Linked DNA regions of Homo sapiens: all the other regions are linked to region 2. A link is a loop called in an ENCODE intact Hi-C map of the cell type or tissue named here. Cell type or tissue: MCF 10A. All regions are shown on one strand. Links, peaks and the distances in the headings refer to the core of each region. The heading gives the core; the rest is flanking DNA. Region 1 overlaps JKAMP (JNK1/MAPK8 associated membrane protein). Region 2 holds the start of LRRC9 (leucine rich repeat containing 9). Region 3 overlaps RTN1 (reticulon 1). Region 4 overlaps RTN1 (reticulon 1).

Region 1 (7,756 bases), core at 2,757-7,756, 410 kb after region 2:
GTATTACCCTAGCAACTTTTCAAAAATCAATTTTATGTGGTTGTTCCTTTATTCTAAATGCCTAACTTTATACCAATATCACACTGTCTTAATTACTATAGCTTCACATGCAGTCTGAACATCAGGTAATAGAATTCTTCACCTGTATGCTTGTCTTTTAAAATTATTTTCACTATTCTAAATTCTTTGATTTCCATATACATTTTAGAATCACCTAATCTACACACACACACACACACACACACACACACACACACACACACCCCTGCTGAGATCTTAATTGGGTTTGTGTTGAATCTATAAGTCAATGTTGGAAGAATAGACTTTTTAATGAAATTATATTTTCTAATCCAAGAATATAGTATTTATCTCCATTTATTTAGGTCTTTATCTCAAAAAAATTGTGCAGCTGTAGTGTAGTATCAGGTATCCCAGGACTACCCTTAGGCTTAATGATTAGCTAAAATGATTCACAGGACTCAAAAATTGTTATGGTTATTGTTATTCCAGTGAAAGATAGAGTAAAATCAGCAAAGGGAAAAGGCACAGAGGGCAAAGTATGAAGGAAATCTGGAGCAACCTTCTCAGGGATGCACTTAATTTCCCCAACAACGTGTGACTCCACATACAAAGTGTTGCCAACCAGGGAGGCTCACCCAGGCTTGAGTGTCCAGAGTACTTATGGGGCGGGAAGATGGTCAGTCATGCGGGCACAGAGTGCCTTTGTGACTGGCCTCAGCTGCTCAGACAGCCACTGAGATGCTCAGCTAGTATTACTCCTTTATGCTGTTCGTGTGGTAAGTTGCACTGATTGAGTCTGACTTTTAAACCAAGCTCCCATTCTTAGCATAAAGCCCACTTGTTCAAAAGCTTTTATTGTTCTTGTCTATTGCTGGATTCAGTTTGCTAATCTTTTTGTGTCTGTGTTAAGACCACCCTGCTGTGCCAGTGCTGTGGTCTGGAAAGTGCCCCCCAGTGGAAAGCTGGGTGATTGCAGGACCCACCTCCTTTGTTTCTCTTCCAGGTGTCACAGTCCTGGGCTGCCCATTCTTCAACATCTGAAAACATTTCTTTCATATGTTTTGCTTCTTTCTTCTATTTGTTTGCAGTGGGAGGGCAGGTCCAATTCAGTTATTCTGTCATTTTGGAACTAGACATTTTTAGATAAAAATAATTTTTGAAAAAACAAAAATGAATAACACGACTTTTATTAAAATGTTCAGATTGTGTCAGTAACCATTGTATTTTTTAAATCTTTATTTTAGCACAATATAAGGATTTGTGGGCTGAATTTCAGACCACAGTTAAGGTGAGTTTTGCGTGTGTCTGTTGCCTCCATATAAATATCATATTTCCAAAAATGTTTACCTACCTAATAAGTGTGTGTGCTTTTGTGTCTGTGTGCACCTGCATGCACGCATCAGGGTGGAAATTCACACTAGCTCTCTCACTCCCCTGCAGTCCTAGATGCTACTGTGACCACCACCTCCTAAAATGTGTCTTTTTTTTTTTTTTTTTTTACCAAATATCACTATGAAATCTTAATTCTTTGGGAAACTGTCTTCCCACTCTACCACTCAGATAAGGTGGGAAAGACTGTTTTTTGCATGCCCCAAATGAACACATTTTGGTTCAGGACAAAGTTGTCAGTTCTGGACTCCTTACCTCTTCATGTTTTACCAGTGCAACATCTGCACCCTCCCCACTTCAGAGTCAGATAGGCTGGGGTCAAAATCCTGGCTCTGCCACTTTCTAAGTATTTAAAGTTTACACATAATCCTCATTTAAGTATTAAAACACTGGACTAGGAAAGCGTTAAAATGTCTTTTTCACATGGAGCTGCGGAGGCCCAGAGGGTTTATGTAACTTGTCCAAGACCAAACAGTTCATGAACGTATGGGAATTTACAACCCAGATCCTGCCTGATTCCAAAGTTCCTTCTGTTAGGCTGAATCTCTTCAGCTCTGTGCTTCTCTGAGGGTGAAACTAGCTTTTTATGCTGCCACCACCATGGCTACCATTATCCACTTAAAAATTTGAGTTCAGTGAGCATTCCATTATTCTTCTCACTTCATAATCCATTTTTCCAAGATTATGTACAGAACTTTGTGAATTGGCTGTGTACACAAGCACTTATTTTTATGACTGATACCAATTATGCATATATAATATTTTTTTTTGGACATGATCCACTTAGAATGTGTATTTATTTATGTTGTAGCAATTTATATTGACACAGCCTAAAATGCCATTTCTTTAGATCTTGGTGGACAATGGTGAAGAGACCTTGCAAGACATAAACAATCTAACAGACAAGCTGCGTGAAAGAGATGAAAAAATGCAGCATGTCAGTACATGGCTACGAGGGAGTCTTGAAGGGCTGCGTTTGCTTGTGGAACAGGAATCACCAATGGACCTTCTTAGTAAGCAACAGCTTAGAGCTTTGGTAACATGGGACTTCCTGCTATTTTACTATATAGCTGGTAACATCAAAAGAAGAAAAAACGTGTCAACTAAGTGACTTAGTTATCCCCAATTATGCCACAAACATTCAATTGAACATTGATACTTATTTGGGGTTGAATACTCTTGTAGTGTTATCCAATTCTGCCTTTCACCTAAGAGAATTTTCTAGATAACTAAATCTTCTTTATAATTTTTTTAAAAAGTTTATTTTAAACATTTTTCCAGAGAAGGCTTTTTAAACTCTTTTACACATTTTTTAGTCTTCTTAAACAGAAGTTGAATATAATTTTACATTTTCTTCCTGAACTGAGTTTAGCATTAAAAATAGCAACTGTTACCTTCTCAGAAAAATCTAGTGATGGCTGCGGGGGCTTCTGAGATGTTAACACATCATATCTAACATGCTTGACTCATGAGCAAGCAGTCCAGTCTCTCCAGAGGCGTATCAGCTTCATCCTCAATCCCCACAATAATGTCATGTTAGACATAGCCACAGAACTCTCCAGATTAGGGCAGTGGTGAGAATTGAAGGTGAGTCCTTGCACAGGTACAGCCCAGAGGTCCCAGTGACAGAATCATCTGGGAAGATGGGATGTGGGGGTAGAGGGAGCTTGGGAGAAGGAAAGAGAACAGAGTTTAGAAGAGAGATGGAGTGATGAAACAAGAATACTGTCATCTGGCAAGTGTACAAATCTATTTGTGCTTATCAAGGCTTAATTTTAAAGAGCATAATCACTAGATAAGCAATTTTGAAGGTAGGATGTAGAAAGTAAAATGGGATAAAAGTAAAAAGAGCTGCATGCAGTGACTCATGGTTATAATCCCAGCACTTTGGGAGGCTGAGGCAGGAGGATTGCTTGAGACCAAGTGTTCGAGACCAGCCTGAGCAACATAATGAGACCCTGTCTCTACAAAAATAATTTTAAAGTTAGCAGGGTATGGTAGTGCCTCTGCCTCAGCTACTCGGAAGGTTGAGATGGGAGAATTGCTTGAGCCTGGGAGGTCGAGCCTGCAGTTAGCCATGATTGTGCCACTGCACTCCAGCCTGGATGACAGAGTGAGACCCTGTCTTAAAATAAATGTAAAAAGAGGGATAGTGATAAGATTAAAAACATTCCAGTATTTGGGAAAACCTGTGTTCTGGGGCATTGCTTGACAGAAGAAATAACGTTTCAGTGGCCAATGAAGAACTTTGTGGGTAAACCCTCTTAGCTGCAAAGTCATTTTGATGGTCCTGCCTGGTGATCATGATGAGCCTGGTGATACTTATGATGTACGAATGCATAAAGGATCCTTTGTGGGCCTTGCTTCTATTTGTATTTCCTTTGCTAGGCCAGACCATTCCTTCCAACTATAGATCAAGCAAAATTTTGAGAGCTAAATCATCTGTAAGTGTCAAGGGCACTGTCTTCACATGAATTAATCTTCTGTTTTTATCTGAAACCCGATGGAATCTTTGTGTTGCAACAAATTTAAATAGACTCTTAGAGAAAGTTTCACTGAATTACTAATATCATATTTCCTTTTTCATATATTTTGAGGTCTGATGGATAATCTATGACAAGTAGAGACTGGCAGTGTGTAAATAAAAAGACCACCCAAATGAGAATAAGCAGAGGCTGTTTATGCAGAACTTGCTATAGCAATGGAGCCAGGCACTGTCTTAGTTCGTTCGGGCTACCATAACATTCTGTACACTGGGTAGCTTATAAATAACACGAATTTATTTATCACAGTTCTGGAGGCTGGGAAGTCCAAGATCAAGGCACTGGCAGGTTTGGCTTCTGCTGAGGGCCCACTTTCTGGTTCATAGAATGGTGCTTCCTCATTGTGTCCTCAAATCATTTAAGGGGTAAGGCAGCACTTTGGGGCCTCTTTGATAAGGGCACGAATCCCAAGACCTAATCACCTCCCAAAGGCCACACCTAATACACACTGGAGATTGTTTCAACATAGGAATTTTGGAGGAGACACAAACTCTCAGACCATAGCAGCCAGGATTACTTGCTTTTCTCTCTTTTTTTTTTTTTTTTTTTTGAGACAGGGCCTCTCACCCTGTTGCCCAGGTTGGACTGCAACCTCTGCCTCCCAGTCTCAAGCAATCCTCTCACCTCAGTCTCCCAAGTAGCAGGGACTACAGGCACGTGCCACTGTGCCTGGCTGCAGTGTGTGTGTGTGTGTGTGTGTGTGTGTGTGTGTGTGTATTTTGGAGACGAGGTTATGCCATGTTGACCAGGCTGGTCTTGACCTCCTGAGCTCAAGCAATCCTCCTGCCTCAGCCTCCTAAAGTGCTGGGATTATATGTGTGTGCCATGGACCTATTGGACTAAACAAAGCGGGGCGAACGCGGGAATAAAAGACAAAGACAAGAGAGTATATTTGGAAGAAGGGGTCAGGGGGCACCTTGCCTCTAGTGGACAAGTGCCCTGAACTTTACACAGCCCTCTGTATTTATTAAGCAAAAGAGATAGTGAGGTGTGTGGGGGGTCGGGGGTGATTGTCCGCCAGCAGCTTGATTCACAGCAGGCTTGTAAGACTGCATTCTTAGAACAATAGGCACTAGATTTCTCAATAGGTAACTTCAAGGAACCCAGTGCCAGGGAGTGAGGCCCTCAGCAAACCTTTTGGTGGCAAGGCAGTGTGAGTTTGCTCACATCCTGCGTTCATGATAAACAGTTTGCTGTTTGGTCATATAGCCTCCAGCGGAATGCTGAGTTGGTCACATCCCACAGGCCTTCAGCTCCCTACAGGTGTGAGCCACCATGCCAGCTAAGCTCTGCTTCTTACATGTTATCTAACCTCCACTCCTCAGTCTCCCCAGTTGTAAAATACCACTGATAAAACTAACAGGAGTTATAAAACACCAGACCCATATTAGGCACTCATCAGATCCCTGAAACCTACCACCCTCCTGGAGAGGTGATAGTAAAATCTGAATTTACTATTCAAGTCCTTGGCCATCTCTGAGCCACCTGTAACCTCCCAGCTTTTGAATGTTCCCTGTTGAATGGGTTCTGCCACAGGACTTCTGGAGAAGCCCTTATCTCAGTTCAGCACCCCTCTACTGTCCTCTTCTGGCCATGATAGTCACTGCAGCCCTGCAGGTCCTGCCCTCTCCAGGATCACTGCACTAGCTTCATTAACATTGGGCACTTTGGAGCCTGACACTGGAGCAGATGTTACAGTGACAAAGTTGAATAAACTCCAGGCCCTGAACCTTAAAGTGCATACCCTGTGAGAAACAAGACAATTGAAGAGCTGATGAAAATACATTGGATTCCTTCTAGAAAGTGGCTATCAGAGGGTAAAGCTGTGTCTTATTGGATGTTGGAGTACACAGGGATATCTTCCCAAAGGAGAAGCACAGACATAAGCTGGTCAAGAACTGCCAAGTAGCAAGGCTGAGTGGAGATCTGCTGGGGGAACCAACCAGCAAGTGTGGAATAGGCTTGTCAGAACATTAAAGGCCAGACTTCTTCCTGAAAACTAATTACTAAAAACTTACTTTTTGCCTTAATTTTATTTCTTGTAAATCAAAGGTAAATAAGTTAATTCTTAGTGTATATGTAAGCTAAACAGTAACTTAGTACAGTTATTTTTAAAGTAAAAAGAATTTTGTCTTAAAATTACAAAAGTCCTTGAGTATTACATCATATATTATGTTAGGTTACATAAATAATTTGTGTATTAACCAAATATATTGATACATGGGCTATGGAAGACATTTTTAGGATGAGGTACTTTAAAAGAAACATTAAAAAAATCAATGTATATAACTGTCAAAGTTATCTCTGTTATTGTGATGAGGGGCTTGATACAATCATCTACATTTTGATTAAGTCTAGAAAAACACCTCCTTATAATTAAAGCAGAATCAAAATTTCAGTGAGAAGAAAGAAAATCATTTGCCTAGTACTTGTCTCTTGGAAAAATTAAGATCTGAAATAGGAGGAGTTTAGATCAGTGGTTCTCAAACATTAGAATCACCTGGAGATTTTAAAAAACCCCTGTGCTCAGCTGGGTGTGGTGGCCCATGCCTCTAATCCCAGTACTTTGGGAGGCTGAGGTGAGCAGATCACTTGAGGTCAGGAGTGCAAGACCAGCCTGACCAACAGGGTGAAACCCCATTTCTACTACAAATACAAAAATTAGCTGGGTGTCATGGCGGGCACCTATAATCCCAGCTGCTTGGGAGGCTGAGGCATGAGAATCACTTGAACCCAGGAGGTGGAGGTTGCAGTGAGCCGAGATCGCATCACTGCACTTTCAGCCTGGGTGACAGAGCGAGACACTGTCTCAAAAAAAAAAAAAGAAAAAAAAAAAAAAATCCCTGTGCTCAAACACAGACCAATTCAACATGAATCTCTGGGTGTGGGGCCCAGGCATTATTTTTTTAAATCTCTCCAGATGGCTTCAATGTGCAATAGTCTCGCAAACTAATAGTTTTAGACAAATATATAACAAGGTAGTTATTAAATTTATCAACTAACTGACCCAAATTAATCAAGAAAACACAGATTTAGTATCCCTGGTCTGAAAATCCAAAAATCCAAAGTGCTCCAAAACTCAAAGCTTTTTCAGCACCAATATGACGCTCAAAGAAAATCCTCTTTGAGAATTTAAGATTTCAGATTTTAGGATTACGGATACTGAACTGTAAGTATAATGCAAATATTCCAAAATCTGAAAATACCCGAAATTCGAAACACTTCTGGTCTCAAGCATTTTTGAATATGAGATATTCAACCTGTATTTTGACTTTTAAATTACCTCTTCAGGACTGGTTAGCAAAAGTACCATACACTGTAGTGATAAGGATTGTGATGTGCTACAAGGGCCTAAGTCAAAACTTAACAAAGACAAGGGTTGATTTTTAAATTTCTTATGACCACGTTTTAACAAATTATTTAGTAAAATTAGCAACTACAGTGGCTATAAGTTGTTCTAGTCTTATTTTTACCAAAGCAAATTAAAAATGCAGATACATATTAAGTATTGTGGAAATTATTTGCCCGTGAGGCCTTGTAATTGTAATTTCTTCTTTTGCATATATACTTTTCTGCTAGAACAGGACATATGAAAAAAATGATTGTAAAAATGGCCCCAAGTGGACCAGAAGATATAGTCCTAGTAATCAGACACATGACACCCCTCCCTACTCTACCCCGATTATACAATTACTCAATTGAGGATTCTTTGGGCAACTCAGAATTTTAATGAACACTAATAACCCCCCAAATGTGTGCAATACAAATAAAATTTTTATATTTATTTTTTATTCCTACAGAGA
Region 2 (8,291 bases), core at 1,859-6,858:
CCCAGAGTGCTGGGAGGCGTGAGCCTACAGGCGTGAGCCACCTCGCCTGACTGTATCTGTTTTAATTACTGTGATTTATATTTTAAATTCCCACCTCATGTTCTTTTTTGGCAGTTTCCTGGATATTCTTCCATATTTATTTTTCCAAATAAAATTTAGGATTATTTTGTATTTAGTTTTAAAAAATGCAGTTGGGATTTTGGTTGAGGTTGCATTGTAAAGATTAATTTAGGGAGAACTTCCATATTACAGTTTTGAGTCATCCTCAAGAACAAGGGATAGCTCTCCATTTACTTGAGACTACTTTTCCTTGGAAGAAAAATATGCCTATTTGGGATACAAATCTTACCTCTCACTTCAACTTATTTTCTCTTCATCAATGCACTTATTTAGCAGAAAATCTTATTCTAATTCAACAGCTAATTAGAAAAATACAATTTAATTTAAAAACCCCAAATTCTATAAGTTGTATAACTATTTCTGAATCACAAGGATGCTAGGCCTTCCTGGTACTTACAAGTCTTGTATGTTTTCTCCAGTCACAAATGGACTCAAGGGTTCCAGATGAAGTTACTGAATTCATCAAGAGGTGAATGTCCTGTTGGCCAGCTTGTAACTACTCTCCTGCTCTTCGAAGCTCTTTCAGGGCTGGCCCATTTAAGAGGCTAAAGGTCATCTCTAGTTCCCCCACAAAACCAGAAGCCACCAGGAACTTCTATAGCTTTTACACCTCAAACTGCATAGGATTAATCTTTCCACTTTGGATTGCTACTGGAAAATTTCACCTAACCAGCATGGAGCTGAAGTCACTACAAATGCATTGCCTCTAACTTCAGTTAGATCTTCAGCAACAAATGTTTTATATTTTCCTCAATTTCCTCTCCTAGGAGAGTGGGACTAGAGACTCGAGATTCATGACATTACTATTCTAAACTTTCACCACTCTTTTCAAGGTCTCTCTCTCAGTAGATGATCTTGACCCCATTTTCACAGAGAACAGTGGTGCCATCAAATGTATGTTTCTTATTTCCCTCCTCTCAAAGACGTATTTTTCTTTCCCTTCTGACTCCTGTCTTAGTAGGTGTTCTTCCTTTTGTCCAAAACAAATCCCTTTTCCTATGTATTGATCCTATCCTTATCTGTCTCTTTCAGAATACTGCTGTCAAATTTTCCTCTTTCATTTATTGCCAAATTTCCTTGTCAACGGTCTCCTTTATTTCTGTATATAAATATTAAGTCTTTCCTATCTTAAAAAGTCTCTCCTATATTCTTCTATGAATAGCTGTTTTTAGATACCTTTATGGTACACCTTTTAGATAATCATTAGCAACACATCACTACCTGCTTTCAGTCCTGGATTCACTGCCATCTGGACTGAGAACACCTCAAGCCACTACAAGGTCAAAAATAACCTTCTAATGGCCAAAGACAGCGGACATGTTTTGATTCTCAACTTGACCTTGACATGGCATTTGACAATGCTGACGACTCTCTTCTTCACGTTTTCTTCTTTGGTTCAACTTTTCTCCTTGGCTTCTCTCTACTTGTTATTTCAAACTTACTTTGTGCTTTTCTTCTTTTCTTTTTTCTTTCTTATTTATTTATTTATTTTTTTTTTGAGACAGAATCTCACTTTGCTGCCCAGGCTTGACTGCAGTGGCACAATCTGGGCTCACTCCAACCTCTGCCTCCCAGGTTCAAGTAATTCTTCTGCCTCAGCCTCCCAAGTAGCTGGCACTACAGGCGCGTGCCATCACACCCGGCTAATTTTTGTATTTTTAGTAGAGACAGGGTTTCACCATATTGGCCAGGCTAATCTCGAACTCCTGACCTTGTGATCCACCCGCCTCGGCTTCCCAAAGTGCTGGGATTACAGGCATGAGCCACCGTGCCTGGCCTACTTTGTGCTTTTCAAACCAATTGTTTTCTTCATGGTGAAAAATCCTTATCTTCTTTTCTGTGCAAAAAAAAAAAAAAAAAAAAATCCAACTGCCCACATGAAAAAGCTCCATCTGAATGTGCCACAGGCATCTCAAATTCAGTGTGTTCAAAATTGAACTCATTATATTTTCCAACCAGCCTCCTTCTCCTAATGTATGCCTTCTCTTGAAAAGTAACACCACCATTCTTCTATTGGTTGAGCTATTATCCTCAACCAATCTTTGACTCTATCCCCCTATTTTCATTCACTCATTAAATCCTTCTGCATATACCTCTTAAAGGTCTTACCACATTTTTTTTCCTCCTCCTCATTCCAATTGCCTCTGCCTTGGTTCAGGCCCTCATCACCTCCCCTTAACTTGATGTCCTCCCTGTAGTCTGTCTTCCCTCAAGTTCATCCTCTACACTACTGTGACAGCCTCCTGAAAGGTAAATCTGCTCATGCTTTACCCCTTTGGAAGGTATTAATGGTTTCCATGCTCTGACTCCTGCCTACCTCACATGCTCATCAGCCACAACCTCCACAGAGGACCCTAGGTTCAGGCCACAACTATAGTTCTCTGGAACTGAATGGATGTTTCTGTACTTTGGCATGGGCTGTTTCCTCTCCCTAAAATGTCCTTTTCCCTTGGCTGTATGGCATACTCCATACTTCCCTAAAGATTTAAATCAAAGATCTTCTCTTTGAAGACTTTCATTCTCTCTGGTAGTATTATAAGCATTCTCTTTCTTGTGATTCTGGTTAGGGCTTGCACATACTCTTTGTATAGCACTTGTCACACTGTAAAACAATGTTTACGGGCCTTTCTTCCCTACTAGGTTACATGTTCATTGAAGGCAGAAACTGTGAACCTATCACAGGTTCACTGTCTGGCACATGCTAGTTGTTAAAAAAATTGTTTAATGGGTTAATTGTCATGCCACAGGCATATGGTATAATTTAAAGACATAATCGTTCTCCATGACCAGAGTATAATGATAGAGTAAAAAGGACCATGGTTTCTGTCTGCCGTGAGAGTTGGTTAGGATGTCATTCTGAGAAAACTTTTTTTTTCTCTGCCCAGTAGAAGTCCTGTATGGGTCAAATTATTTCCTCCTTTGGGTATAAAAGGATCAGAATCCATCAGTTACCACTGATGGTCCAAATAAACCCCCTACACTCTCTAGATGAGCAGTGTCAGGTTTGGTTAGGGAGCACTTGGTTTTTCCAGCCCAGAATCTTAATTGGTGCAGTAAAATCTGCATAGTTGGCTGTAGGCCACCCTCCCTTTCCTTCTCTTGAACTTTGTTCTGGTACCCTGACTGCCTCAGTAAAGCCACCTCACTGTCTTTCATCATTATCATCACCATTGCACCATTACGGAGTTCCCTTGACCTCAACTTTGCTTCACTGGCGTCTTCCCCTTGGTATGGCTTGGAAGGAAAAAGAGGGGATCAAAGACTCCCGGTGATGTACGCCCGAAGGCCACCAGGTGACGGATTCTGACCTTATCACAGAGAGAGGGTGGATTCCGGGGCAATCCGATTCAAGTCCGAGTCCACTCCGATTTCCCAATCCCTGTCTTGCAGCAGAAGGTAGGAAACCCTCTCCCGCCCCAGGCCTGGTGTGTACAGACTGCCTGTGGCGGTTGCCTAGGTAACCTGATCTCCGCCTCCGGCGACCTCCGGGTGGGGAGGAGGAGAAAAGGGGCGGGGAGGGGGATAAAAGGGTGGGGGGGAAGCGGAGGCCGACCCGGGTTTGCATCACGTGGTGGCGACCTCCAACCAATCAGCGGAAGCAGGGGTCCAACCGGAAGACCCCACCTGGGGCTCCTGGGAAACGGCGGGAGCTTCTCGCTGGCAGGTTTTTCTGTACCTGCGCTTATCTTTTCACTTACCTTCGCCAGTTCGCGGAACGTGACTGAAAGCAACGCGTTATGGGCAAGGTGGTGGGGACTTATTCGTTACCTCCTCCAGTCTCGCTCTCTCCCATTCATTATCTTTAGCTCTCGGGTCCTGGAAGCGCGGAGCCTCTCTGGCCTTGAGCCCCGAGGGCATGGCCCTGTGATGTCACAAGGTGGCGTGACAGCCGGGACGAACCCCGACCCCCAGCGCGGCATCCTTCCCGCGGCCAGCGACCACCGCCTCCCGGGAAGGTGGCTGACCACAGCCGCAAGCCGCTGCGCGCCCGGCAAGCCGAATGGAAGGACGGCGCGGGCAAACGAACGCCCAGTGAGGTCCAGAGAAGAGAGGGACCTTCCGAGGGTCTTCTAGTCGATCTCGGACAGGCTTTTGAGTGCCTTTTAAGCATTCCAAAATTTTCAGGAGACAACAGTAATTTACAAAATAGAGTAGAATTAAAAGGGGGGAAAGGGGAGACTTTTCAGAGTGGGCAGAGAGGCTGAGAAATGAACTTAGTAAAAGGCAAACCAAAGCAACCGCAGGTCTCGTGTCGTTCTCTGGATCTGCGCAGTCCAGCAGGGTGAGCCGCTACCCACAGACTCGCAGGGCCCATGATCGCTTGAAATGTGGCTTGTCCAAATTGACATGTGCTGTAAGGTACGCATTGTATTTTGAAGGCTTAGTATGAAAAAAATAAACTCTTTCGTTATTAATCTTCATATTGATTAAATGTTGAAATAATATTTTTGATACATTGGGTTAAATAAAAAATATTGTTAAAATTATTGTTTCTATTTTGAAAATGCGGCTGTTAGATAAATTTTAAATTGCATGTATGACTTGAATTATGTTTCTTTTGGACTGTGCTCTCTTTTATGTGGTTCAGTCGGTTTGTGTAGAATAGTTGTGATGTTAATGCAAAATATTGTCTGTAGTGCTTCTTTCTGTCACCAGATGGCCACCTCATTAAATAGACTATAGTTTTGAACTGCTTTCCCAAGAAAAAGTTCAGATTTTAGGAATATTCTCATTTAACAATTGTCAACAATTTCAGCATATTTGCCTTTATTCAATTAACTTTATCTGTAATATAGACCGTTTGTAAAGATACATAAACAAAAATTAACTGGTTTTCCCTCTACATTCTTATTTCACAGAAAATTGTTTCTATCTGTCATTAATAGATAATTCGAAATAAGCTAATTAAAGTTATTTGTGGCTTAGGGGTTTCAAACTAATGCCAGAAAAGTCAGATTCATAGTTTTTACTTTTACTATTATCTTCTCTGAAATGTAGTTGAACAAGGTGACCTGTCTTTGGGGAAGTTTTCTTCATAGAGTATAAAGATGAATTAGAACATAATAGTTGAGATTTCTACACTTCTAGACATAGAAATTTGAACAGAAACCAGTTCAGCGAATTATCTACACTAAGTTTCTTAATTTGAGGGGTCCAGCTCTGGGATGAAAGTATAAACATTATCAAAGTATATTTTTAGGAATCTATTGGGATTTTCCTGACCAGTGAAAGACTAGGAGAGAGCTAACAGTTTTCTTTACATGATATAAACAAATAATTTTAAGATTGTTATTATTCTAGGTAAAGCTCAAGGATCTGGCCAGTCAGCAACTGAGTCTGAGTTCTTGCATAGCTGTAGACTTAAGAACTATTGGTGACTTGCCAAAATAAAGCCTTTGTCCACAGGGTAAGTCTTAAGAGAATCACCTTCTGTTCACATATTCGAAATGTTGTTTGAAGCAAAAGATGCTTACAGTTAAAAGCCATAGAAGCAATGCAAAAAGAGTGATCATTTTTGTTAATCTCCTTTTCTCACTTTAAAGTAGCTTTATTATAAGGTTTTATGTCTGAACAAAAAACGCTGGAAATTGAAACTACTGAAGAGTCAAGCAAATTAAGTAATCATCTAATTGAAATAAGACTTCACTTTATTCACCTCTGATCATACTAGACAAAGGCCAAGCCATATTAATTTAAATCTATTTATTTATGGGTAAAGGCATCTTGAATCTGAAAACAACTGGAAAGAGATATTACCACTAATTATAGCAAATTTGCTATATCATATCCTGAATTAAAGAATCACTTATTTTAACAAAATAGAGGTGACTTTGCAGACCCAAATAAGAAAATCTTGAATTACATAGTTATTTGTTAATTAGAACCTTTTAAATAGATTGTTAAATTTATTTTTCAAAGCAGCCCTATCCTTATTGGTAGAGAACTGTGGAGACATCTAATTTCAATTCTCCCTTTTAATAGTGCCTTTACTTCCAGAGAACCAAGTCTGGAGGTTTTAAATGCTAATTCGATTTTTATATTTGTGTAGACATTTGATCCTTATGTAAATGAGTCCTTTCCAGCTAATGATTTTATCTGTAAAAATTTACTGTTTCACATTTAAATTTGATATATCATAAAAATCACAAATGCATCACTACTTAGGGTTTACTTTGTCACTGGAAGATATAATTATGTGGTGCTTATAAAGTCATCAACAGAGGCCCTCTTGTTATTGATGCCTAGCAACACATGTGTATTAAGATCCATTTAAAAGTTAGGGATTATTCTGAAGTAAAGTTTTAATTAGACCAACAGAACGCTATTTCTAATGGGTCTACCTAAAAATGCTAAATAGCCTTTGTTCATGATTTGTTGATATATAATTAATGGATAAGCTTTTCTTAAAAGGCAGCCAGAATGGAATTTTAAGAAGACATTGCCTCTGTTTCAGATATATTTGTACTTAGCTCTAAGGCAACAAATTGAGGATAGTGAATTTAAGTGGGGGTAGTAGTCTTAATTCCTTGGAGAGCTCACCAGTTCTTTGTGTCGGAGAAGTCTTTCCTCTCTTCCTCTTTTATTTTCTGTCCTTTAGACCTTAGGCTTATAACGTTGATTATATTTCTCAGGTTGAAGCACATCATCATCATTGGTCTATACAAAAGCCTTCTCTTATTTTTTCTCCAGTTTTTTTTATCCAGCCCCCACCCTTATCCCAACCATATTTAATGTTTCTTATACACTTTTAGTTATGTATTTATCTTTGAAAAACAGGCAGTGTTATTTGTGTGTCTATTTTTAATTTTCATAAGTGGTATCACGCTATAAATTTTATTCTGATCCTTTTTTATTCCATGCTATTTTAAGATCTATCCACATTTTTATATGTTCATCTAGTTCATAGATTCCTATTGTCAGCTATGAGAGCTAGCTGGGGTGCCAGTAGGAATATAGCACATTTTCCATTGTGTACTCTAGGTCCCTGTCTCTGTTGCTGGAGGTGAAGGGTAGAGCTAAATGGAGGGAATAAATGGAAGCAGAATGCCACAGGACTGATTACCTCTAGATGGCTCTAGAAAGTGATCTTCAGGGTGTTTTTGTTTTTGTTTTGTTGTTGTTGTTTGTTTTTTTAGCAGTGCAAGGATTGTGTGTATGTTGACAGGTTGTCAAATCATTAGTTAGGGTCTCCTGAGAAGTAGATAGGATTTGACTGGCAAAAGATATAATGGGCAGAGGAGCAGGAGAAGGTAGGAAGAGTCGTCAGACCACAGTGCAGACCTGATACCTGAGGAAGGAGAGGAGGAAGGAAGGATTGGATAGAGAGAACCTCAGACTATGGTACAGTTCAAAGAAATGTTCTGCCAGGTTGGTGGGGAGCCCTTGAGCCAAAGTCACCTGTTGGAGGAGTTCTGCATCTAACTCGTATTGTGTTTCCCTAGTGTCCATTGTCAGTCACTGAAGGCTTTGCTCTGCTCCCTGACACATTGGAAGCTGTCCCAGAGATCTTCCCTGTACAGACCAAAGCAAAGAGTTTGCCTTTTGATTCACAGGAGCAATATATGTGGAGGCTATATTTTCTGTTTTCTGTGCAGTGCTTTGTTTTAGGGGAAGGAATTAGCGAATTGTTATGATGAGATAGATGGGTTAGTAAATTGTCATTAGGAAATGTAGCAAAAGAACTATGCATCCAGGTTAGTATATTCTGTCTGACAATTGACCTGTGGATGATGAGCAGCAAACAGGTCATTACAAATATAGAAAGGTTTGAACAAGTGCTTCTTCAAATAAAAAAAATTGAAGGCCATAATTTGAAATAAAGTGTAACTTATAGAGGAAGAATACATTTTTAAGACAGGCAACAATTGGGATAGATGAAGTTTGGTGTAAGTAATAAAATGCACTATCCTGTGAGGGAATCAAACAGTTGAACAACATATTGGCATCTTGGGAAGGGACTGGGAGCATTATACAATTAATAATGATCATTTTAAGCCTGGGCAACATAGTGATATCCTACCTCTAACAAAATGAAATACAAAAATTAGCCAGGTATGTTTGCACATGCCTGTAGTCCCAGCTACTCAGGAAGGCTGAGGCGGGTGGATCACTTGAGCCCAGGAGTTTGAGTTTACAGTGAGCTATGATTATGCCACTGCACTTCAGCCTGA
Region 3 (8,291 bases), core at 1,342-6,341, 290 kb after region 2:
CTTTTTCTTTAAAGTTGCAGTTTCCAAGAACCTATCAACGATGTTAAGTGAGGACTTATGACACTTCATTTTGTGCTTTCCATTTACCAGTTCTTTGTATTTTCTTATTTTCCCCTTTCCTAATTTCTATTGTTTGATTAATTCTCTAGTTTATGCAATTTATTTATTTAGAAGTTATATATTCTAATTATTTTCTTTTCCGCTGACAAATATTTAATACACAAATATGAGTTGCCAAAGTCTACAGCTGGTACTTCTATTTTCCTCCTAAACAATGAAAGGACTGTAGAATGCTTTTACTCTTCCCACTCCCTTCCACCTTATGTTCTGTTTTTGTCTCCTGTTTTAATTTTACCTTTCTTTTATAAATCCTCAAGCTGGCCTTTAATAATTTTTATGTCCAGCATTTTTTTCATGCAATTCATTTCTAAGGTTCAATTTTTTTCTTCCTAAAGTGTCACCTTTGGTAGATTTTTCTTCAGGGTCTGCAATTAGTAAATTTTCTCATTGATTACATATTTGAAAAGGTCTGTTAGTCTTGCTGGGTATAGAATTCAAGATGATGATTACATTCGTTTGCTACTTTGAAGATGTTATTTTCTCAAACTATTAGATTCTGGTTCTATTAAAGACTGCTGTTGGTCTAACAGTTTCTCTGAGGTAATCTGCCTTTGATTTATGCTTGCTTTTAAGATTTTCTCCTTGTCTGCGATGCCTTACATGTTCACTATAATGTGGGTCGGGGTATTGATTTATTACTTGTCTTGCTAAGGGCTGATTGACTGTCATAACCCTAGAATTTATCATTTCTGGAAAACTGCAAATTTGGATAAATTATTCAAGTTCCCGTGTTAGTCCACTTCTCAAAACCCTTCAGTGTCTCCCTCATTTACTGCCAGTATTACTACTCAGGACTGGCATGATCTAGCCCCTGCACATTTCTGTAATTAAGTTTCCCATTAATTCCATTTCTGTCTGCCAGGAAATCCCCATGACTCAAACTGGTGATGCTATTTCTTGTTCATAACTCAGCTCAACTTTACCTACCCTCTAAAGCCTTTCCTGAAACCTGTTCTTCTCCCTAGCCACTCTCTGTTTGTGTACCCACTCTTTCCTGCTCATAGGTCTGTTAGTTATTGCATTTATCTATTTATGTGTAAAATTTTCCCCCTCTGGACTCGAGTTCCCAGTGGGCAGCTCCCTTTGTATTTATGGAGACAGGTCCTTAGTATGGGCTCTATAAATATTTGTAGATCAAATGAATAAATGAATCAAGAAATAAGGGTAAACACTAACTCATAGGGATCTTGTAACAACTAAATGTATACCACATGAAGAAGCACCTGGCAAATAACATGTGCTAATCTATTGTTTGAAACTCCATATTCATGCATTATTCTGCTACAGTGGGTTATGTGCCAAACTGGTTGCCTTTTAAAATTTCCTTATTCCATATGGCATAGAGTTCTCAGTGTTCTTTGATCATAATGAAGTATATTTTTGGTTCTGTGCCTTTTATTCCAATTGCTATATTTCTCAGAACAAGAAAAAAATGAAGATGCTTATATAGTGTACCAATTATTACATTCTGTCATGAAAACGCAGTGCATCTGTGAATGTTCTTCTCCCATATATCTTAATGGCATTCTCCTGCTCCTTTAGGTGTCTGCTCCGGGCCTTTGCTGACCCTCCTTATAAAATAGCAAATTTTCACCTCACCTCCACTCTGTCCTCTTTTATGTGCTTTATTTTTCCCATACACTTGTCTACAAATGAATATTATATATTTACCTTTTTGGTTATTATTTGCCCACACATAAACACCAGCGTATAAAGTAGGAACTCTGCTTTATGCCTAGAACAGTGTCCAGCACACAGCAGGTACTCAATAAATATTTGTTGAATAAATGTATCAATGCAGATGCCACTGATTCCCATCAGTAAAATTCTGGTGCCAGAGGAGACAGACACAATAAAGCCACTCTGGGAATGCTAGCCTTCAATATTAATCTTGACCTGGGATGAGATTACAAAACTTGACTATTTTGCTTTTCCTGAGAACAGACTGCCTAATGCATGATTTAATCCTGAAAAGTAAAGAAATCACTTCCTCTCCTGGCAAGCACCTTAACCAAGTTCTAAGCTGGCTGCAGATAAAGCCCGTCTGTTCTCTACTGGTTTAAAGATAGTGGCAGTTCCTGCCTACTTTTAGCAAGCTTTATTTTGCTTTCTGTTTTCTTTCACCACTTAAGGAAAATTTACATATCTTCTCTACCCATTTTATCGTTTTGATCTTGGCAAGAGCTTTCAATTAATACTGTGTGAGCAGTTGTGCAAAGAAAGCACCCATTTACGATGTTTATGGGAAATAAATTCTTATTATTTCATAATGACAAACACCTAAAGCTTCCATTTATTTGTATTATAATTATGAGAGGTCCAGAGATGATAAATGACTTGCTGAAGGCCATGTAGCTAACTTTTACAATACAGGTGATTCCTAGTTTTCCGTGAATAAGTTCATTTATGTTTCTCTTACCACCTACACATTAAGCTAAAGCCCGCCAATTTTTACTTCACTAGTGTGAATCTGTCTGTGAAATAGCCATCTTACTTCCTCAACCTTCAACTATCAAACTGTTAGAGTGGATTTTTGTGTGCCATCCAACATCTCTCTCCACACTTAGTATGAATGAAAATAATGTGATCTTTCAGCCAAGCTGACATTCCAAGGTCAGCTTTTAGACGGGGTCTCACTATGTCACCCAGGCTGGAGTGCAGTGGTGCGATCACAACTCACTGCAGCCTCGATCTCCCTGGGTTCAAGTGATCTTCCCACTTCAGCCTCCCAAGTAGCTAGGAGTACAGGTGCATGCCACCATGCCCGGAAAAAATTTTTTTTTTGTATTTTTTTTAGAGATGGGGTTTCACCATGTTGCCCAGGCTGGTCTTGAGCTCCTGGCTCAAGTGATCCACTCACCTCGGCCTTCCAAAATGCTAGGATTACAGGAGTGAACCACCGCGCCTGGCCCCAAGGTCAACTTTATGGTCAATGAAAACGCCTGGCCCAGAAAGTCTGACCTAATGTATCCTCCACTTTAAAGAGAGCTTGCTTCTCCCTGTTCCTTATTGGGAACATTGTGTATTCACCATACACACTATACAGACTGTCAGATTGGCAGTACACGCTGTTTCCCGTAATGTGGTGGACACAATACTCATCAGTAAAGGTACCTGCTGGCACCTTCTGGACTTAGGGAATGATAACTGGGGCTATCATTGGACTGGCAGTGCCTCCTAGTGGCCACAGCTCTAAAGATCTCCCTCCAACTGAAAAGCAGCCAGGGCAGCAAAAGCCCACCAGGCAACCCCTGCCTTACCCTCTCCTTTCTTCTCAGTCTTGTCCTCATATCATGCAGTGAGAAGTCGGTGCTGATCAGGCTATCATCATATACCAGTCTTTTCAGTATTTAACTGACAGAATTCCCAAAAATGACGTGGCAATGAAAAAAATTGGGAGGAGGGAGGAAAGGTAGGGAATACAAATAGAAAAAATAATCAAGAATAACCTTAGAGTAGGTCATTGTGAAAAGTGCTTTGTAATAATGTGGTCATTGTTGTTCCTTCCCATCAGCCCTGTGGGAGCTCTGACACCCCATTAAGCTTTATCAAGAATAATTTCAGATATGTTACAAAGATACGCAGAGAGGCCCAGCTGGTTTCTCCACAAGCTTGTATTCTGAAAAGAATACACATGATCCCAAAGATCGTATTTTAAAGTGTATATGCTTCATTAAAATGAAAGATGATAAATCATGTCTACAAGCATAACCTTGAGATTACTGTCCTTAGGCCCATGCTGGTGTGGGGTATGCAAATGTAGATTTTGATCTGGGAAAGAACACCTCTGGCAACTGTAGAAGAATCGGGAAGGCTCCACTTCTCTATGAAAAAGACCCTGTAATGGATAAGGCCATGCCACAAGATGAAGTGGAAAGTTTGTTCCTGCTCCCTCTGAACTCTTCTGTATGCTCCCGTGGTCTCCAGGGCATTCTCTGTCCTCATGCAGTGTCTTGTCTCCTCTAGGGACCCCTTCCAACAGTACCTTCTTTTCCAGACAATGCCCACATTCCAGTCCTTTCTCTTTCCTATTTCTACCTTTTCTTCATCAAAATACATTTATCCCATCCATTCCTTCAGGGTCTTGATGTATGTTCTGATAAAGTAGTTTATGGTAAGATTTAAAAAGCAGGTCACCACCCATTGTTCTGTTCCTTCCTTAGACATTTGCATTTTAACTGTGGACTCCTGACATCCTTAACTACCTGGGCTTGGAAGCCAAAAGTCTTATCTCCCAAATACACACCACCCACCTCCATTGCCCCCCAGTGGTCAATCCCAAAGATGACACTGTTGAGACAGAATGCCCTTTGCTTCCCTGAGTTCTGTTTGAACGTCCCCACAAATGACACCCTTGGATTGTCACTGCATTGACCAATGACTCCACGTACCAGAGTCCAAGGGCTTTGGTCTGGGGTCTACAGGCACCGCATTCTGACATGGATTCCTTCAACCCACAAACAGAGAGGGGTAACCCAAGAAATACACAAGCCCTCTGGGACAGAGCAGTAGGCTTTCTCTCCAGTGATTGTTGCTTGCCAACAAAGGTTTTGGATATCTGTGGAATATTCCAAAAGGAGAGAATCTGGCAATTCTTCAGAAGATTCTGGGCAATTAAAATTCATCGAGTTCAGATTTTTAAGAGTTAGAGGGAGAAGTGAAAGGTAAACGGTGGCAACAATTAGGGAACATTATGCTGCAAGCCTGACATTTATGATGCCGTTGACTTGGTCTTGTCCAGCAGGTTTCTTGGGTTTCTCAGAAATTTCTAGAATATGCACCTCGCATATTCTGGGAGTCAAGAACTCCCAGGAACAGCCCAAGTCCTCCTCCTCTCACCCCCACCGTCAGCCCTTTTTCCCCTCCTCCCAAACCTCCCACCCACTGTCCGCGTCAGCGCCTTCGCGGCCAGAACCGCTTTACCCGTCTCCAGGGTAGCACCCTTGGGCAGCCCAGCCAACGCTGTCGCGTGGAGCGGCGCCCGCATCCCCATGCGCGCAGGCGGCTCCGGGGCCGCGCCGCGCTGATTCGCTGCCGGCCGCGCAGACTGCGGCGCCAGCGACGCTCCCGCCCCTCACCGCGCGCCGCCTGGTGCAGCCTCAGTCTCTCCGCAGCCGCGCGGCCACTGCGAGCCCAGCCGCAGCAGCCGGGCACCAACGCTTGAGTGCACGCTCGGCGCCCCCGAGGAGAGCCACGGCGAGCCCCCAAAGCCCGCACGATGCAGGCCACTGCCGATTCCACCAAGATGGACTGTGTGTGGAGCAACTGGAAAAGTCAGGGTATTCTCTTTATTTCAGTAGTGCATGCCTGAGGCGCACGGGAAACCCGGGACCTGGACTCGTCCATTGTGCATCATTTCACCTGTGGGACCTGTGCATGCTTTATACCCCAGAGCTTTGTGTTGGGGGGTAGTAAACCTCTTATTTCAAGAATCAAAATGGATGGTGCTTGGTTGTTGTTTTTTTCTTTTTTTTTTTAACCCCACCCCCACCCCTTTGTTTTCTTGTTGTAATGCTGGTATTTTAAATAATGCATCAATCGCCTCCTCCGGGAGTTCTTTTGGGATCTGTGCATCATTCAGTACTTGTTTAATGTTTTCTCATCCCCGGAGTTAAAGTGCTTTCTTATTGTTCCATGCATCCCAGTGCATTTATTTCTGCCCAAAGGTTGAAATCTCCTGGCAGAACCATTAACTGAGAGGGCTGGAGTGCATCCTTTTAAGAGGGACACACCCATTTCAGGGTTGTTATTTGTGGTCACACAAAGGAGAGTGGAGATGCAGACTAGCTCTCGAAATCCTGAAAATATGATGGCGTAGCCACATATTAGGATGGTTCACTTTGAAATATTTGGGGTTTTTTTCTGTCATTGGAGTAACCTGTGACTACTATTTATTAATAATAGGTATCTGTGAAATAAATGGAGGGAAAGAACGAAACAGTGCCCGTGGCCCTTGGTATAACAGATTTATTTTGGAATAGTCCATATTAGCACTGGGTGTGGCTACCCTCCAGCCTCGCTTGGATTGCTTTTCAGCCATTTTTATTCAGCCTCACACTTCACACATCCATCTCTCCTTTGTTACATTAAAATTCACCTTGCAGTTACAGAGTATGAGGAGAAAGATAATTTGCAAGAATGAATTGTGTGTAGTAACTTGGGTGTTTGTCGGAGGTAGTGTCTTTTCATATTTAACAAAGATGGTTCTGAAGAAGGCGCGTTTAATTTAACCTGCAGGGTTTTGCAGCATCCCTCAGGAGACCAAGAATACTCTGGAGCAGCAGCTGATTTTGTAAAAACCTGGCATCTTCCCCTTGTAATTCTATATCACAGGAAGGATAGGATGTCCTTTTATCTTTAATGCCTCTGTAGGGTTTTGCTTCGGTATATATTTTAAGAAAAAGTAAACATAAATCTCAGAATTAAAAGCCTGCTTACCTTGCCTCTTGTTTGTTGGATTGGGTGGCAATGACATAAAATACAGTCGTCTACTTCAAATTATGTGAGTGTTGGAAATACCGTTGTCAAAAGTAAATCGATGGAGCTGATAAATTTAAAAGCCAGTAAATAAGAAATGTATGCCAGTTGAGGCACAATGTTTTGAAGAATGATGACAATTACGTGGAAGAACATATGTTCAATATAGAAGGCAGCTGTGAAAATATTTTGTAACATTTTATTCTTGTTCTGTGTTTAGATCCATCCAGTTTATTTGATATACACACCTGACAAACAACTATGGCTTGGTATAAGATCAAATTTAGTTGGACATAAACACTGGATTTTAGACCATGATTATGAGTTTCTAGTATTTTTAACAAAAGTAGATATCCAAAGATGGCAGGTTTTCTTTTCTATTTGTATAAGATATTCACAAAATCTTATGAATTAAATATCTTAATCTATTTCATCACAATCTTATGCGGTTTGACTCGGTTGCCTCAGTTTATGTCTCCGAGGTTTTAAAAAAACACATGGACTTTTATCATTAGAAATTAACACAAAATGTCATAGTTTCGCCATTGAAGACAATAATTTTTCATTTCTGATGCAGAGCTACTTGTGAAGATTAATTGAAGATCATTGAGAATCTTTTATACTCAGCGACCTTTGGTCATCTTTAGTACCATTGATTTCCTTTTGTTAGATGGAACAAATCCATTATCTTGAAAATTGACTAATAAGTAACTGGGTGGGAGGACTTATGAGCACAAAAGAGAAATTGTAAGGAGTGAATTATTCCTTTTTTTTCTCCTCACTGTGAGAACTTTTAACCTTAACAGAATCTACATTGAGGTTTTGTTGTTGTTGTTGTTTAGCATTTTTAGTGTATCCTCTTCCCTTTAGTTCCCTTATTATCAAAAACAGTTGTGCTTAACCCTGTCTGCCCATTAGAATCACCTGGGAAGCTTTAAAAACCACGAAGGATGCCTGGGCCCCACCTTTTGAGATTCTGATTCAATTGAGCTGAGCATCAGTATTTTTTGAAAAGCTCCCTAGGTGAGTTTAATATGTAACCAGGGTTGAAGTCACTGGAATATTATTATTATTTTGTAGAGACGTTGTCTCACTATGTTGCCCAGGCTGGTATCAAACTCCTGGCCTCAAGCAATCCTCCTGCCTCAGCCTCCCAAAGTGTTGGGATTACAGGCTTGAGTCACCATGCCCGGCATGGTGTGTAATAATTCTTAGTGAGCCAAACCCATAGACCAGCAGAGGTCCAGGATACCAATTTAAAAAAAAAAAATGGGTGTGATCTAGAAGCAGCTGTGAATGCAGTGGAAAAAGGTCAGTGCAACACTGTTGATGATGTCCTCCAGAAGGATTAGGAGGGACAAGTTTTGCTTGGAAAGGAAATAATGTGAGCTTTAGGTTTTCTTCATGTTATTAAATACTACATGGAGAAATTGCAGCAGATTGAATATTTCATGAAGACTCCACTGAAACTAATTATAGTGTGCCATAAACACTGTAGTGCACATGCAGAAGGAACCTTATCAACATATATAATTTCAGCTACAGACAAGAATGTTTAAAGAAAGGGAGGCTAAAGTCCTCCTTATATATACTACATCACACCAATTCTGCTTCTAATTTTAAAAAGTTATACTACCACCAAATATTGGTTAATAAATCAAAGCACATTCTACTCAGTGAAAACAAAATGAGAA
Region 4 (8,291 bases), core at 1,656-6,655, 210 kb after region 2:
TTTTTGAGATCACAGGCTTTTGTTCACTGCTGTATCTCTAGTGCTTACAGTGATGCCTAGTGAGTAGTGGGGTCTTAATAAACATTTAATAAATAAGTGAATGGCAACTCCATACACAAAGGTGAAGCCACTGAAATCTGTTGTGGGATTTTATTTTATGTCAATGTGCTTTATAGCTTGTGTTCTTTTTCAAAAGCACATTTAAATGTTATTGAGTCCAAAGAGAAGTTAAAGAATAATAGGCTAATTAAGAAGAGAACATTATATGTGGATCTCCTACTATTACTCACGAAGAGCATTTATCTCTCAGTTGTTCATTCCTGGAGTGATCACCCCAGGAAAGGGCAAATGTAGTCAGCAGAGAAGGATGCTTTCTGAGGTTCAGCTGACATAGGCAATAAAAGACTTGAGTTGGCAAAGCAGAAGGTGATATCACTGTGGGCCTGTGTTCAGCCTTTTCTTTGCTGAGCTGAGCCTATCGAATTTGCACAAGACCAGTCTGTTGAAACTTTATAACCCCCATAAAATGGAAAACCTTCTGCAATGAATGCTTCTTCTCATTTTGAATACTGCAGAACCCAATTAAAAACAAGGTTTGTTATTAAGGCTGGTCTAGAGACAGGCAGTATTATGTTATGATTAAGGCATGAACTCTAGAATAAGAAAGATTTGGGTTTGAACCTGAGTCCAACACTTACCTCCCTGAAACCTCCCAAGCCTCATCTATAAAATGTAATGAATATTTCCTACTTGCTAGAATTGTAATGAAATTTAAATTGAATAATGCTTTTAAGGTGGTTAGGTTGGTAGAAGAAATGGCACTTTGGAAATGACAGCAATTATCACATTCTATAATTGGATTGTTTTTCTGTACTAGATATGGCAGTATACCCAGGTTACAGTCAGTGGTGGGGCTTACTCAGGGAGATGAGAGAATGTGAGGCCACTCAGATGGGCTGTCCTTTGTGGATCAGCCCCCGACCTGAGGCTTCCAAAGCTGCCTTTCTGGTGGGCCTGTAGTGCATGGCCATGGCAGGCCTGCTTTGCCCCTGAGCTCAGTTGGCAGCCCACCTCCTTTGGTGCACTCAGCATCTTTGTTCCCCAGCATGGGCTGCTTTTTCACCATCCAGTGTGAAGCTCACCTGTCACAGCCCACCTCAAGGACATTATTCCCCCCATGCTCAACATTTAGCTCAAGCCTCCAATTCTGGTCCTTTCAGCTGTGGCCAGGTTAGCAGGATCGATTCACAGAAAGAACCATTTGGGGAACTTCTCTTTAAAAGGGACTGAATTTATGTCAAGCTTGGAATGCTGCAGACTCCTCTCCTCTATTTTTTAAAGTGAAACTTTACATGCAAAGAAGTTTCAGCCCTGGCTGGGAACAGTGGCTCATGCCTGTAATCCCAACACTTTGGGAGACCCAGCCAGGTGTTTGAGACCAGCCTTAGCAACATGACAAAACCCCATCTTTACAAAAAAAAGATACAAAAATTGGCCAGGTATGGTGGTGCACGCCTGTACTCCCAAATTCTCAGAAGGCTAAGGTGAGAGGATCACTTGAGCCTGGGAGGGTAAGGCTTCAGTGAGCTGAGATCGTGCCACTGCACTCCAGCCTGGGCAACAGAGTGACAGTCTGTCAAAAAAAAAAAAAAAAAGAAAGAAAGAGGGAGAGGAGAGGAGAGGAGGAAAGAAAAAGGAACGAAGGAAGGAAGGAAGGGAGGGAGGGAGGGAAATAAAATTAAAAAGGAAGGTGTTCAGCCCTATGGTTATTTTTTATGGGAAGCTAACTTTGAACAATGAGAAAATTTAGGAATATTTGAAGTAGTATTTGGGGGTGAGGTTCAGTTATGTTCTTCCCGTGATAAACATGGAATTGCCTCTTTAGAGTAGATAGACAAATCCCTCTTACATAAAATGCTTCAGATGACTGCCATTTCTCTTAAAAAGCTCTCCCATTTTTGTTATATGCTTTCAATTATCTGAACTGGGAAGTAAGCTTTGGTGTACTTCTAATTCAGGGCAATTTTTTGTCTGCCTGGACCCCCATAGGCAGGCGGACTGGCACCACAAGGCAGGGGGCAAGATTCTCCTTATAAGGAGGTTTCTTGTAACAACTTGTTTGTTTGGTGCATTGTGCTTCATCTATTTTATCCACCATTGACGTGCTTTCTAAAGTAGTTGTGCATCCGCTCACTCTAGAAATCCATACAATGTATTTCACAAGTACTAAGAACTGTCATCCATAAAATAGAATATATTTTAATTATCCTTTAAAGAAGACAAGGTAAGGTTGTCCCTTCAAATACCTAACTCTCATCTGTGATTTGAAATGAGTATTCATAGCTCCATTTTTTGAGACATTTTAAATAGATTATTATGCAAAGATGCATACCTTGAGCAAACAAAATAGTATTATGAACTTTCATATATAGATAAACAAAATTTAACAATTATTATCATTTTGTCATATTTGTTTTGTCTACTTTTGGGAAAAGCATTTTAAAATTAAGTCACAGCCACCAAGACATTTCACCCCTACAAGCTTCAGTGTACATCTCTAAAAATAGGACATTTTCTTATATAACTAGTTAGGCTCATTATTACATCTAACAAAACAAATACTTAACATCATCTAATGCCTAGTTCATATGCAGATTCTCCCAAGAATCCTCCAAATGTTTTTCCCCCTTCAGTTGGTTAGTTTTAATTAGCCAATGAGCAAAAATCTCTCAACTTCTATTTTCCACTACATTAACTATAATAAGAATATGGAGCAGTAGAAAGTTCTCTCAGTCTGTATAGTATGCGATGATCAGATGGATTTTCTTTTTTCCCAATATTTTCTTATGAAATTCCTCAAACATATAGAATAGTTGATAGAATTCTTCAGTGCATCCCTGTTTCCATGGTTCTATTTTTAATTCTCTTCCTGACTTCTTAGTAACTGGGACTTGATAGTCTCTACCCCTCAGATTCAGTGAGAAAGTAAATAAGCATTCCGTGGCTCCTTTTTAGGGGGAAGCCTTAAATAATATTTGCAAAGCAGATGGATGTCATTTCTTTGCATGGCTTACAAACCTTGGGAGTGTCTTCTCAACTGGGTAGCTCATGCCAGTCTATAAATATTATTGAGCCTGACTTTCAGTTGACAATACTTTACTGGGGCATCCCCAGAGAGCCAGGTGCTGACCTGTTGCCAGTGGAATCACCGTGTGAGTTAAGAGAGAAAATGATGAGCCACGCTGTCTAACACTGAAGCAATTGGAACAAGCTGTGTGTTTACACCTTATGCAATGTCAGCTGTATTTCAACATTATCTGAAAATATCATGCAAAGGTATTTGGAAAGGAGAAAAACAAATCTGGTTTTTAAAAATGTCTGTCTGAGGGTTGCTGCTGTTGCTATGGAAATCAGAGAAGCAGACTTTCACGCTTTACCACACCGAGCTTGTTTTTGAACAGATTCCTGAGACTGTGGGCTTCCCCCCACCTCCTATTCTGAGTGGTTTTGTTAGATATAACCTTGCTTGAATAATATTAACATATTCCTGTGGGAAAGCACATTAGGTGCTAATGCTTGGAGTTGTTTTTAACGAATGATTTAACAATACCGGATTCATTTTTCATCTGTATGTTTTTAAATAGACTGGCTCCTATAAACAGCGTTAACATACAGCTCAGCTTGGAGCATAAGGAAATGTTAGTTTAATATTTTAGTGCCATCTGCTGTAAGTTTCATGGCATTCTACCCCATCTGGCTTACTTGCAGCAATTCCCTATCTTTTTTTAGTTTCAGTAGAACACAGCAATCTCTTTTCAAATCTTTCATACTGATTGGGTCCTGTTTCTTCCTACTGAATACTGGATGAGGCTGTTGTCAGAATGTCTCCTTGATTGTAGGTGTTCATTTCCTGAAGACTTCTGTTTCAGTGCATGTGTGTGTTTGTGTGTATGTATTTGTGTGTGTGTGTGTGTGTGTGTGTGTGTGTGTGTAAAAGAGAGAGACAGAGGGAAAGAGAGAGAGAGAGAGAATTATCAAGCAGTTAACTCCTTCCTAGACCTCTCTTCCTTATTTCAAATGATGCTGACTCTTGGTGAGTGAACATTTGTAAATTCAGCACCATTGCTATATCAACAACTATTGAGAACCCATTGCATGCCAGGCTCTTTTCTAGGCACTAGGGGAGAGAGTGGAGAACAAAGCAGACTTCCTGCTCTCATGGAGTTTCATTAGTGGAAGAGACTAATAGTATACAAATAAACACACATCATATAGTATCAGGCATTGGCAAGTGCTGTGAATTCAAAAATAAAGCAGGCTAAAGAAAGCTATTTTAAATACGATGGTCAAAGAAGGCCTGATAGATGATAGAATTAGAATATTGGAATGGACATGTTAAGGTTGCTACAAGGGCAACAAATGTGCCCTCTAACCCTGTGCCTTGAGGCTCTTGTTAAAGATAGACCCTTGTCATTAGCTAATTAATTATGTTTCAACATTAACCATGAACATTATATGGATGAAAAACAAATCTGCTCTTTAAAAGCCATCAGAGTTTTTGTTGTTGCTTTGGAGCTAGATGGACCTTGGGCTTAAGTCAGCTTGTTCTTCAGTTCTCAGTTCTTCAGAATTCAGCAGTTCTTCAGTTCAGCACATGGTTAGAACACCTGTATGTGTCTGATTCTTAGTTAAGTTCCTTGGAGAGTAACAAAGAAACTTTTCTCCAGGAGTTGCTTTTAACTGTATGCTTTACCAACCCTCAACCCATCAAGGGGATTGAATAATACATATAGAATATTTAAAGAATAACACCAGATACTATTATGTTTGACTTCAGCTACAAATCCTGTCAATCCTAAGTGCTATTGGATTTCAGAGGAGGGAGAAGTGTTAAGATGTCCAGCGCCCTTCTCTTTACCTAAGCTCTTTAAAGGTCAGTTTGAGCAGAACATTGAGCATCACGGAGATTACTAATATTCCTTTCATTAGAAACAAAGAGATTCTGAGGTCAGGTAATTAGAATCATGAACAACCCATGTGAATTCTTCTGTGTTTATGTGTCTGTGTTTGCTCACACGTGTGCACACACTCACATGTGCACATGTTCCATACATTCATTCAGGAATCAAATATTAGGCAACTACTGCATGTGAGTTACTGGTCTGTGACTGGAGAAGTGTAGGGAGAACTTTCCCCTCTGAAGGTTCAAGTCATTAAGTCTGTTGAAATAAACTGACAACAGACAGATTAACAGGAGAAAAGGCATTACAGGTGTTCATGGGAGCCACACAAAATATGAAACTCAAAAAAGGGTCAGATGGCTGATGCTTAAATATTCTTTTCCTAGGGGAGATGTAAAGTGAGGGATGTAGGCAATTTCAGAGGAAGACTAAATGGTTTTTAGGGGATTTTAGTGGCCCCAGAGAAGAGACAATAGCCTGGGACACGGTTCTTCTGGCCTCTGGGAGAGGTGATGACAAGTTATGGGAATGTGAGGGGCAGAATGATACTGCAAACAAAGTTTGTCTTATGCAGGTAAAGAAGAATAGTTGAGAGAATAGGTGAAATGTCTGTCGGGTGTGGTGTCATGAGCATGGAGACTTCCTCTCCTGCTTTATGAGTTAATCTTCTCTGCCCAGTGTAGATTCAATGGAGGAAGTCCACAACAATTGCATTCCTTCTGGATGAACTTCCCTTAGTCAGGTAAGAGAATTTCAGAGAGAGCCGCTTTCTGTGCCTTGGAAGGAAAAGCTGGGGGTGAACGGGGAGGCAGGAGAAGGTCAGAGAGAGACTTTGGCTCTGAGGCCTTTCAGCCTCCTTTGTTCAAAGCACTCAGCATGCCAAACGGCCATATTTTGGGGTATCATTTTCTGAGCCCCAACAGAAGCTAATATGAGTAAGACACAGTGCTTGCCTGCAAGGTATTTGTAGGGACATATATACAAACAAATAGGTGTAATAAAGTGTTATAAGGGCAATGAAAGCAAGCAATGCTTAACCCAGCCTTGTCTGTGTTAATGATTGATGTTGAGATGTTTGAGATGTATGACTCTTCTAATTTTTCTATGCCTGTTTTCTCATATCTTCAAAAAATCTGGGACAGGGAGAAACATTAGCAAAATAATGACTCTTAGCCTTCTTACTTTAGGGAGAAAGGTTGAGTTGTCCTAAAGTAATCACAGTATTTGTTTTGGCTTACTGGGACGTGAGGCACATAAAAAGAATCATTGCTTTAATAGCTTGAGTATCATTATCAGATGCTGTAGTGATAGCTAGTACACCAGTGGGAGAGAAGCAAGTAGTAAGTGCATTTCCTCCTTGTTTTCCTGTTTACACAGTGTACTTGGAGTTACTGGATAACTTTAGAGACTCATTAGCCCTCTGTACAATTAAACGTAAATGCCCATCTTAGTAGAGGCTGATCATAATGTAGCTGCAAAGTTGGGGTAGGGGGTAGAGGGACAGATAACTATATGAACTCCTAAGTACGCATAGACTTCCGTGTGCTTGTTCCTGGGAGCCTGTGGCAGCCTGCATGGAAGCAAAAGTAAAATTGAGTTTGGGAATAGGGGGAGGTTGTTGAATGTCTTATTTCACCTCTACCCTCAAAAGTGCTTTCGATAAGGTGCTTCTAGGCACAAAGGAAAGATTTAAATCCGCCATATTTCCCTTATTATATATAAACTTTTTATCCAGTTGAGCACCACTTTTCAGAGCTAGGAAAATATTTTTGGGCTAACTAAAAGCTGTAAAAGCTGCTTTTTGCTTAGTGTTTATAATGATGATCCAGCTCTCTGATTACCCATTTCTCCCTTCCCCCAACCCAGTATGTTCAGTTGGCATCAAAATGATACGTCTATGGTCTGTGGCACCACCTTTGGGAGAGGTGGGTTTTCTTCCTGATCACAGTGTCCGGGAATCAGCTGCAGCACAAGTCCAATTCCAGTACCAGCACTGGCTCCCCCAAGATGCTTTCACTGCCATTTTCGTACCCTTCTCTCCTCTCTGCTCTCTCAGTGACTGGCAATTTGATTGTTTCTCCAATTTCCTTTTACTTCTGTCTGCACAGCACAATGCTGAATTCAGAAAATGAGAACTCAGCCATCACTTTATTCTGATGTAGGGACACCCTGTCAATGGAAATGTGGACTAGTGTGTAGGTTCTAGTGACTCTGGGCCTTTGAAGCTCCAAAAGCTTGCTATTTTTGGTGCCAGCAGGTTTTCAGAGCTCTGAGAATTTCTGTTTCCCCTTCCCCTGATGGCAGACCATATTGCATCTACTGCTCTTTCACTCCATCCTCACAAAGACATAAGGAGAAGTTTGCCAAGGGGGAACATCGTTCAATATTGAATGGGATTTCTGAGCAATGTTGCATAATCTTCTTAGTCAATTTTTGAACCTAGCAGAGATTTGACTATTCGTGGCGGTGAGGGGGCGGGGTTGTTCTTGAAGGGACTAGAATTAAAATTCTTATGCTGGGACTGCAAGTCCCTGGAGGGCCTGAAATTGTGCAAATATTTGCAGGAGCATTTTGCTAGACCAAGATCGTAACTTTCATCAGACTCTCAGTGGGATCTGTGACTCTAAAAATAGGTTTAAGTTTAAAAGGGGAAGAGAAAACACTCAACTTGATAATTTCAAGAGCTCCATGCTGCTGAAAAACCTGAATCTGTGATTTCCTGCAATATTATCATCCTTCCCCTCAGAAGGAAGAAAAATACAATATAATCACCTTTGTTTTTCCAGGAGCTTCAAACTGTGGAATCACATTGCTGATGAGTAGGCCTCAGCCTGGAACACTCCTGTTCACTGTATAATATCTGACTGAGCAGTGTGCCATTTTAAATAATGGTCATATGAGTGTTGGCTAACAACCAAAATTTCAGTTACATCATTCCATATAGATAGATAGATAGCTGGTTTACTTATATAACAAATATTTGTTGTTACATCTTATACATCAGGCACTGTTTGAGGCACTTGAGATACTTCAGTGAACAAAATGAAGATTTGTGCTCTCACGGAACTTACGTTCTTGTAGGGGGAGAAAGACAAGAACAATAAACATAATGTGTTAGTCCGTTTTTGCATTGCTACAAAGAAATACCTGAAGCTGGGTAATTTATAAAGAAAAGAGGTTTTATTGACTCATGGTTCTGCAGGCTTTGCAGGAAGCATAGTGCTGGCATGTCATTCTGGTGAGGCCTCAGGAAGCTTCCAATCAGAAGATGAAGGACGGCAGCCATGTCAAATGGCAAGAGTGAGAGCAAGAGAGTGAGATGGGAGGTGC

The links. Peaks named below come from ENCODE experiments on the same cell type or tissue, not always from the same donor. Only the 100,000 strongest peaks of a DNase experiment are listed, where the experiment ranks them.
Region 1: it touches region 2 in a loop (12-fold over the local background); 5 of 110 quality-filtered maps call a loop at or near these places.
Region 3: a loop joins it to region 2, with 6 times the contacts of the local background. A loop is called at or near these places in 18 of 110 quality-filtered maps.
Region 4: a loop joins it to region 2, with 6 times the contacts of the local background. A loop is called at or near these places in 10 of 110 quality-filtered maps.

What each region holds. Positions count from the first base shown.
Region 1 is chr14:59,505,313-59,513,068 of GRCh38, reverse strand. JKAMP (JNK1/MAPK8 associated membrane protein) reads right to left here. Exons shown (of 7, transcript NM_016475.5): 7 at 7,659-7,756. It overlaps CCDC175 (coiled-coil domain containing 175), which reads left to right. Exons shown (of 20, transcript NM_001164399.2): 18 at 1,266-1,309; 19 at 2,261-2,423; 20 at 7,754-7,756. Among named protein-coding and RNA genes, the nearest start is that of JKAMP, 25 kb to the right of the region's middle. In MCF 10A, for the core only: a CTCF peak has its summit at 5,526 (motif pointing left); a DNase peak (open chromatin) is centred at 5,528.
Region 2 is chr14:59,915,411-59,923,701 of GRCh38, reverse strand. LRRC9 (leucine rich repeat containing 9) reads right to left here and starts at 3,558. Exons shown (of 33, transcript NM_001395648.1): 1 at 3,429-3,558. RefSeq lists an enhancer at 3,199-4,398. In MCF 10A, for the core only: a CTCF peak has its summit at 4,775; no DNase peak of the experiment used is centred there.
Region 3 is chr14:59,627,554-59,635,844 of GRCh38, reverse strand. The region is part of intron 3 of RTN1 (reticulon 1); the gene reads left to right. Among named protein-coding and RNA genes, the nearest start is that of MIR5586, 15 kb to the left of the region's middle. In MCF 10A, for the core only: CTCF peaks have their summits at 3,289 (motif pointing left) and 4,378 (motif pointing left); a DNase peak (open chromatin) is centred at 3,294.
Region 4 is chr14:59,703,410-59,711,700 of GRCh38, reverse strand. All of the region lies in intron 3 of RTN1 (reticulon 1), which reads left to right. Among named protein-coding and RNA genes, the nearest start is that of MIR5586, 61 kb to the right of the region's middle. In MCF 10A, for the core only: a CTCF peak has its summit at 3,746 (motif pointing left); a DNase peak (open chromatin) is centred at 3,240.